2 separate regions of the Homo sapiens genome follow, and region 1 is linked to region 2. A link is a contact called in ENCODE Hi-C data. All regions are on one chromosome and are shown on one strand. Each heading gives the region's core, a stretch centred on a gene start or an enhancer-like site at or near the end of the contact. The rest is flanking DNA. Distances are from core to core; before and after follow the strand shown. Region 1 has its middle 65 kb from the start of MACORIS. Region 2 has its middle 120 kb from the start of MACORIS.

What was found. Hi-C counts contacts between places; a loop is a spot of excess contacts on that map. Pooled maps may share reads with other maps.
Region 1: a loop to region 2 is called in a map of CD14-positive monocyte, with 2.5 times the contacts of the local background. The contact joins two enhancer-like sites. A Hi-C loop is called at or near these places in 1 of 168 maps with a recorded cell type or tissue (CD14-positive monocyte), 2 of 37 single-sample maps with no recorded cell type and 2 of 50 pooled maps.

The regions. Positions count from the first base shown.
Region 1 is chr10:31,770,011-31,774,064 of GRCh38, forward strand. No RefSeq gene overlaps it. Among named protein-coding and RNA genes, the nearest start is that of MACORIS, 65 kb to the left of the region's middle. RefSeq lists an enhancer at 4,039-4,054. Within about 2 kb of position 1,446, at least 4 of the 41 ENCODE cell types and tissues checked have a DNase peak (open chromatin) inside an H3K27ac peak, as active enhancers do.
Region 2 is chr10:31,581,639-31,585,857 of GRCh38, forward strand. No RefSeq gene overlaps it. Among named protein-coding and RNA genes, the nearest start is that of MACORIS, 120 kb to the right of the region's middle. RefSeq lists an enhancer at 2,793-3,293. Within about 2 kb of position 1,318, at least 8 of the 41 ENCODE cell types and tissues checked have a DNase peak (open chromatin) inside an H3K27ac peak, as active enhancers do.

The DNA.
Region 1 (4,054 bases), core at 196-2,695, 190 kb after region 2:
TTCCTCCCAGGTTAAGTGATTCTCCTGCCTCAGACTCCCGAGTAGCTGGTATTACAGGTGTGTGCCACCACACCTGGCTGATTTTTGTATTTTTAGTATAGACAGGGTTTCACTATGTTGACCAGGCTAGTCGGGAACTCCTGACCTCAAGTGATCCACCTGCCTCAACCTCCCAAAATGAAAATGTAGATTTCTTCCATGCATATATTGCGTAGTGGTGGAGTCTGGGCTTTTAGTGAACCCATCACCTGAATAGTGAACATTGTACCCAATAGGTAATTTTTCAACCCTCACCCCACTCCCAACCTCTCACGTTTTGCAGCCTACAGTCTGCATTTTCTTAGCTAGAAATTAAGCCACCTGTCTATTTTGTGAAGGTTATTAGTTAATATAATCTCTTTAACCAAACACTTAGAAGCTGCAGTAAATTGCAATATGCAGAACAAACAGAAATGTGCAGGTGCCACTGTCAACCCTCTGCCCCCTGCAGGACCACACAGGCACCACATGTGCAGGCCGACCAGAACGGAGGCCGGGTATTAGAAAGTAATAAAGCTTCATTTCTGCCTTGTTTTTAGATAAAAATAAAGATGAAAGGAAGTTGTAATATTTCCTTCCCTCACCCAGTGGATTGTCTGGCATGTGCCTCACTTTGAGGGTCACAAGGCAATCCTTTAGAGTCATTTAAAATTGTGTTATGGAAGACTATAAGCACATGGGAAAACATTTACAATATATTAAACGGAAAAAGTCAGGTTCGAAACCAGGATATATAGGAAATGCTATTTTATCTAAAAAGTGTAGGGTGCGCACACATGTACATGCACGTGACATTTATTCATATAAATGACAGGAGGCAAATCAAAATGTTTATCTAACAATACTTCATGCCTGTCATCACCTGTGCTAATTTAGCACCCCTTTGGGTTAAGTGGGTGTGGGGTTGCTAAGGTTGTAATGTTTGTCCCCTCCAAACTTCATGTTGAAATGCAATCCCCAATGGTGGAGGTGGGGACTGGTGGAAAGTGTTGGGGCCATCGGGGTGGATCCTCAAATAGATGAGTGCACTCCCCTTGGGGGTGAGTGAGTTCTCACCGTAGTTCCTGGGGAGTGGATTGTTAAAAGAGCCTGGCCTCCCTGGTTTCTCCCACTATGCAATCTCTGCATGCAACAGCTCCCCTTCACTTTCTGCCGTGAGTGGAGCAGCCTGAGGCCCTCGTCAGATGCCCAGTCTTGAACTTTTCCAGATATCTACACTGTGAGCCAATTATGCCTTTTTCCTTCATAACTTACACAGTCTCTGGGATTCCTTTATAACAACATGAAATGGACTAAGTCAGGGTACACACTTCATCCCGGAAGAGCGAGAGAACACATCTGGCCCTCGGCGTGAATGCGCCAGCAGAGATGACTGTGTCCAGATAGGGGAGCAATGAACAAGAGGCTGAGTCAGGCCTCAGCTCCCTGAGAGCAGTCCAGGTGGGCTGTAGGCTGTCTGGAAACTGGCTGGGCACCAGAAGCCAGGGAGGGGATAAGAAAGTCCAAGCCAGAAGGCACATTTCCCAGCCTCCAACTTTGTCCCAGAGCAGACTTTCTGACAGCCTGGGCTTAAGCAATGACCTCCAAGAGAACCTCACAAGACTTTGTGTCCTGTCCTCCTCACATACCAGAGGGTGGGGTTTGGGTTCTCATGTCAGGCGGGGAGAATCACATGCTAAATAGAAATAGACTCATCTAGCATCTGGGCAACGTGAAGCCATTGGCCGGAGGCCATTAGCCAGGCATGGTGGCATGCACCTGTAGTCCCAGCTACTCGGGAGGACTGAGGCAAGAGGACTGCTTGAGGCCAGGAGTTTGAGGCTGCAGTGAGCTATGATTCCACCACTGCACTCCAGCCTGGGCGACAGAGCAAGACCCCAGACTTTGTATTCTCCCTGGTGCTGCTCAGCCTGCAGGTCCTGAGCCCCTCCACTCCATACCTCCATTGAATGTAGAGCTTTCTTTGGTTTCTTGCCAATGCTGTTTAGTGCACGTGGCCTCTCTCTTCTATGTCAACAAGTCTTACGAGGCCTGACAGGAGCCTAGGGTCTATCCCTGAGGTGGCCAGGACAGACTGCCTGACCTTGACTATGGCCATTCAGAATCCCATGTTCCTCTCCTCCTCCTGCCTCCCAGATTGAGACACATCAGTGCCAAGGGAGAGCAGGAGGAGACCCTAGAAGAGTTAGGGAACCAACTAGGATCCCTGAGCTGTCTGTCATCCACCACACCCTGGGGTTCCCTTCCCATTAGACACACATCTCATAGGTAAGGTTTTTACTGGCCCTACTGCTAAGACCAGCACTGAGTTTGTTTTTGGTTTTTGTTGTTGTTGTTGTTTGTTTGTTTGTTTTTTGAGACAGAGTCTTGCTCTGTTACCCAGACTGGAGTGCAGTAGCACGACCTTGGTTCACTGCAACCTCCACCTCCCACGTTCAGTCAATTCTCCTGCCTCAGCCTCCCAAGTAACTGGGGTTACAGGCATGGGCCACCACACTCAGCTAATTTTTGTATTTTTAGTAGAGATGGGGTTTCTCCATGTTGGCCAGGATGGTCTCGGACTCCTGACCTCAGGTGATCCACCTGCCTCAGCCTCCCAAAGTGCTGGGATTATAGGCGTGAGCCACCACATGGCTAATTTTTGTATTTTTAGTAGAGACGTGGTTTTGCCTTGTTGGCCAGGCTGATCTCAAACTGCTGACCTCAGGTGATCCACCTGCCTCAGCCTCCCAAGGTGCTGGGATTATAGGCATGAGACACCTTGCCCGGCCATGGGTTCTTTCAGCCTATGTGGCCCCTGAGTGTCTTCTTTTTCTCAGATCAAAGTCTTGGGCCAGGCCAGGTGCAGTGACCCCCAGCTATAATCCCAACACTTTGGGTGACGGCAAGAGGATTTGAGGCCAGGAGTTCGAGACCAGTCTGGGCAACAGAGTTAGGCCTCAACTCTACAAAAAGTAATTTTTTAAAAAAATTAGCCAGGCATGGTGGCACACGCCTATAGTCCCAGCTACTCAAGAGGCTGAGGTGGGAGGATCACCTGAGCCCAGGAGTTTGAGACCTCAGTGAGCTCTAATTGCACCACTGCTCTCCCACCTGGGTGACAAAGAGAGCCCTTTTCTCTAATTTTAAACAAAAAAAAAATATTGAGCCAAGGAGATAAGAAAATTACAACATTCTTTATTTCAGCTGCCATGTCTTGATTCTCAGATAAGACAATTGCACACATTCTCTCTTTTAATCCTATCAACAGCCCCTATGGGGTACATTCTTTCCTCTTCATTTTCACAGGTGAGGAAACTGAGTCTCAGTGAGGTTAAATAAGCAACTTGCCTGAGGTCTCACAGCCAGGAAGTCGGAAAGCAGAGGCCCAGCGAACACAGGTGTGTCTGGCTGCCAATCCTGTGTGCCTCCCCCTAGGCTGCACTGCTAAAGCTTTGGCCGGTCAGCAGGCCATTGCAGGGCCATGTCGTGGACTCTTGTCCCAAGGCCCACCCCTTGCGCCCGCCAAGACATGTCTGGCGGTACTCAGCAATTCATGTTGACCTGGAGCTGGTGACAGCAGAGGCTCAGGGAAGCACCTGGGGGCCCCACCCACCTACTTTTTGTATTGCATCCCACAGCCCAGGGAGGGCCTCAAACCCAAATGTCCCCAGACCACGTCTGAGCAAATGAGATCCGATCTTCTCCAAGATTTGGTAGGAGATGAGGTCGATGGCATTGAGATTTGGAAGTAGAGGGGGAGCCATGACGGAGGGAAATGGGGAGCCAGGGGCCTGGGGAGAAACATTTCTGAACGCCCAGTTGTGCCCGCTGCACCTGCTTCCTCAATCCCCAGGCTCAGCCCACGGTGGTTGTGGGGCCTCAGATGCCTGTGAGTATGCATGTTTGAGTGTGCACGTGTGAGTGTGTGTATACTCACGTGAGTGCATATGTGAGTGTGTGAGTGTGCATGCATGTGTGAATGAGTGTGTGTGTGCGTGCACGTGCATGTATGTTTTAAAGAAGCACAGATTCT
Region 2 (4,219 bases), core at 68-2,567:
TGAGGTCTCACTATGCTGCCCGGATTGCAGTGCAGTAGTTCAATCATAGCTCACTGCAACCTCAAACTTCTGACCTTAAGCAATCTTCTCACCCCAGCCTCCCAAATAGCTGGGACTACAGGCATGCACCACCACGCCTGGCTAATTTTATTTTTTGTAGAGACGGGGTCTTATATTGTTCAGGCAGATCTCAAACTCCTGGTCTCAAATGATCTTCCCGCCTTGGCCTCCGAAAGTGCTGGGATTATAGTTGCGAGTCACCTTGCTGGCCTCTTTTTATTGGTATGTGCCTCTCCCCTTGTAAGTCTTTGAAAGAGTTGACTGAGTGTGTCAGATTTTGACCTTTCACAGAGAGCTTCCTAAGTTTGGTGTATGTCTCAAACCCACCTCTTGAAAATAATTGTGTGGGCGTTTTTGTTGTTGTTGTTCTCTGACTCTTTTTCCAGCCCTGACCCTGAGGGCTGTCTACTTTCACAGAGCCACTGGAGGACAGTGACTAAAAGGGGAACTAGGCTGCCTGGGTTTTTTTTCTTCGTTTCTCTCAAGTCATTTCCCCTCTGGGGTAAGCCCAGAAAGATGAATGGCTGTTGCTGGTTTGTGAGTGGCGACTGCCAGGGACCCTCATCTGTCTGCCTCCCTCACTCAGTTCTTAGATTTATCTGGAAAAAGCTCTTTCCCGTCTGTCCGTGGAATGATTACATAAATGCAGTATTTCATCTACATCAGCTCTTAGAGGCTTGACGTGAGATTGACTTTAATGCTGAAGGAAGAGAACACAACCTAGTTAGGGGACCAGGAACATCTCAAAAATGCCCGTCCATTCCCGTTCCAGCTGCACCACGATGACATTTACACAAAATGGCATAAGATAATCACATTTTTTGAGCACCCTCATTCGCCAGCTGTGTGCCCCGGAATGAAATTAGCTCAATTTAATTACAGATAACAAATGGCTGTGCCCATCTCCTTGGCGTGCAGCAATCCCAAGAGTTCACCATGGGCACCCCTCATCTCCACTCATCCCTGAGAGAGCATTCTGTGGAGCCCAACATCTCCCTCAGGGCCACCCCCAAAAGGGAGGGAGCTGCGATCCAGGCTTCCTCTACTGTTTGTTTATCTTGGCAACTATTGCTAGGGCTGGTGGATTTAAATTGCTGGAGCAGAGCAGGCAGGACAGAAATAAAGAGCCCCAGAGAGCATCTAGGGTTCAGGGCTCCCACCCACTGCCCCAGAGTACACTGGCCTTCCCTGGGTGCAGCCTTCCCTGCTCCTGTCACCTGGTATAACCTATAGCTTCCTTGTACAGCATGACTCAGCCCTGAGAAGCCATGGGACAAACATGCAGCCACTGCCCCAGGGGCTGAGGCAATGCCACTCAGGTCCTCCTGCCTGAGCTGCAGTCACCTTTGGGTCCCCTACCACAAAAGGCAGTGGGTTCCTGGGTGCAGTCATTCCTGGCCCATGGCCTCTCTGTGAGCCCAGGGTCTCTCTGCATTTGCCCAGTAAAATTTATCTAGCACTGTCTCTGAGCCACGCCCTGCATAGGTGCTGGGGATTCAGTAACTAAGTGAACACAGTCGCTGCCCCTCAGGGGGCTCATAATCTGATTATCCAAAAGGACAAGCTAGCTGCTGCTCTTGCCCTAGAACAGTCCAGGGCTATCCTGGAGGATTTTGTTTCCTTTTCTAAATTCAGAAATATCCTGGGATGCAACAGCTTTCTGAGTTGCCGGGCAAAACATCCAACAGCTTTTGGCCTCTGTCTCCACCCTGAAGAGCATGAAGTCAGCATTTCCCCAAATGTGAGCAAAACAGCAGCTAAATATAAGCTCCTGAGTAACAAGGGGGAGGTGGATAGGAATGAGGTGTCCCCTCGCAGGAAGAGCCACTTGCTGATAAAAAGGTGAGATGCAGGGCCTGTGCTGGGGCTCGCTCGCTCCCTGTCCTGGCTCTGCAGGGTGGGTTGCGCTCACCTCCACACCCGGGCTGCAAAAAGCTGAGAACCTTCCCAGTCACCATAGTGACAGAGCCAACAGATCCAAGTGAGGAAGGCAGCTTCCTAAATTGGAGTTATTCCGAGTTAATAACTGATTTGTCTGTGGACAACGACAGCAGTTATTTCACTGAAAGACACGAGATGCCCAGAATCTTTAGAGCTGTAAGAAAATGCCCTTCTCTCTCCAACTGTGTGGGTTATTTTCTCTGTTCGCTGTCGGTAAAATTGCTTGGGCAATGGTCAGCTTACTGCCCCAGATGCAATCGTATGCATGTGGTGGGAAGAGAGGGTTTGTGGGGGATGGGTAGTGGCGGTGCATCCTTCCAGGAGGTGGAAACCTGGGCAGTGGAATATTCCACCCCACGCCAATACCCCAACATCAAAACACGACGCCATGCAAAGAACTAGCCAGCCTGCCCCAGTGTCCTCTCCTTTGCTTGCTGGGAGAGTCGGGGAACAAGCCCCCCGCCCCCGACCTTCCCACACAGCTCCCGCATCCCACAGGTGGGGATGAGCCCTGTGTTGATGTGAAGGAGCAACAGAACACGCCCAGCAGTGGAGGGGAAGCCAGGATGGGGAGCCAGTCAGTTCCAAGCTCATTGCTCAAACCTGCCGTCATTCATTGGCTGGAGGGTTTCAGTTCTCCACCCCTAATCAAAGCAGAGATAAGGCTGGGGCGGGGGGCGGGAATAACACGGTCAGGAAATGCCCACTCCCTCCCTGCCTTGACCAGCTGGGAGGTGCTTAATCTTTATCACCAGAAGCTGCCCGTCTGCTGGGCATGCCCAACAAGCTGAGAAGACCGAGGAGGAAGAGGAGGAGCAGGATGGAGCCTCCCTGACTTCCTGCCGCCACACCCCCAGCTGTGGCCTCCTGCTCCTGCAGACCTCACCCCTGTGAGGCCACTCTGCTCTATCCCTGCCCCCACCTGTGCACAGCCACACACGACAAGCCTGTGTGACCACCCTGTCACCTTCCCCAGGCTGCAAACTGGAAAAAGCAGAGGCCAACCCAAGCTAAAAAGCCCGCTGATGCCGGCCAGTTGCAAGACCGCCAGCGATGGCATTGGGAATGGGGGTCCGAGGCTCCAGACTCTGCCCCAACGTTCCCCAGTGAACTTGGGAGAGGCCTGCAGCAACCTGAGCCTCGGTTTCCCTGCCTGAACAATGGGGAGCTGTGCATTTAGGCATGGATGAAAGGTTCTGTGAGTCAGGGTGGGAGGCGCTGTTCCTTCTGCTCATGGGGCTGTGGCCAGGTGCTGCCTCCCCAAATCCTGGCCCCTTGCTGGGCTGTGATGAGTTGAGTTCATGTCCATTCTCTTCACCGCAATTAATCTTCATTCCAGCCTTCCCCTAGGGCAGGCCTGGCCCATGAAACAGGCACTGTGATTTTATCTGCTGCTTAGGCAGCGAAGAGAAAGATGCCGTCATTGTTTCCCTCTCTGAAGCAGAGGATAAAGCACTTTCTGGGCTGCTAAACCAAGAAAAGTGTTCCTGGAAATCTTGACGTCTTCCTTGCACCCCTCCTTCACCTTTCTCTCCTTCCTTCCAACAGCAAAGGATTGCTGCCAAATGGCCATAGTCATTCACATTATGTCTGGTGACACTCTTTTCAGAAAGTTACCACGTGGCGTCTGCTACTGAAACTGTACATAACTTTTGGTTTAGTGTCCTGCCGAAATAAATAGCTAAGGCTATGTGTACTAGGTTGTTTATGGCAACGTTTTTTACAGTGACAAAAAAGGGGATACCTCATATATTCAATTAGGGAATGGTAAATGAAAATATTATAAAATCTATGCTGTACTGTGAGATATTATGTAGTTATTAAAAAGAACAGGTTAAAGCCAATTAGTTACCAATAAACAGGTTCATTAGGTATTAGAAACAAGCAAAACCTCCAACAGCTTTTGGATGAGTGGCTGAATTGCAGGTGTGCACCACCATGCCTGGTGCAGGGTGTATAGAATGATTTCATTTCTGTAAAAAAAGGAATTTAAGATTGGAGGGAGCAGAAAAGTTTGTGGGTTTTTTTTTTTTTTTTTTGACAGTTTCATTCTTGCCATCCAGGCTGGAGTGCAATAGTGCAATCTCAGCTCACCGCAACCTCTGCCTCCCAGGTTCAAGTGATTCTCCTGCCTCAGCCTCCTGAGTAGCTGGGATTACAGGCATGTGCCACCAGGCCCAGCTATTTTTTTGTATTTTTAGTAGAGACGGGGTTTCTC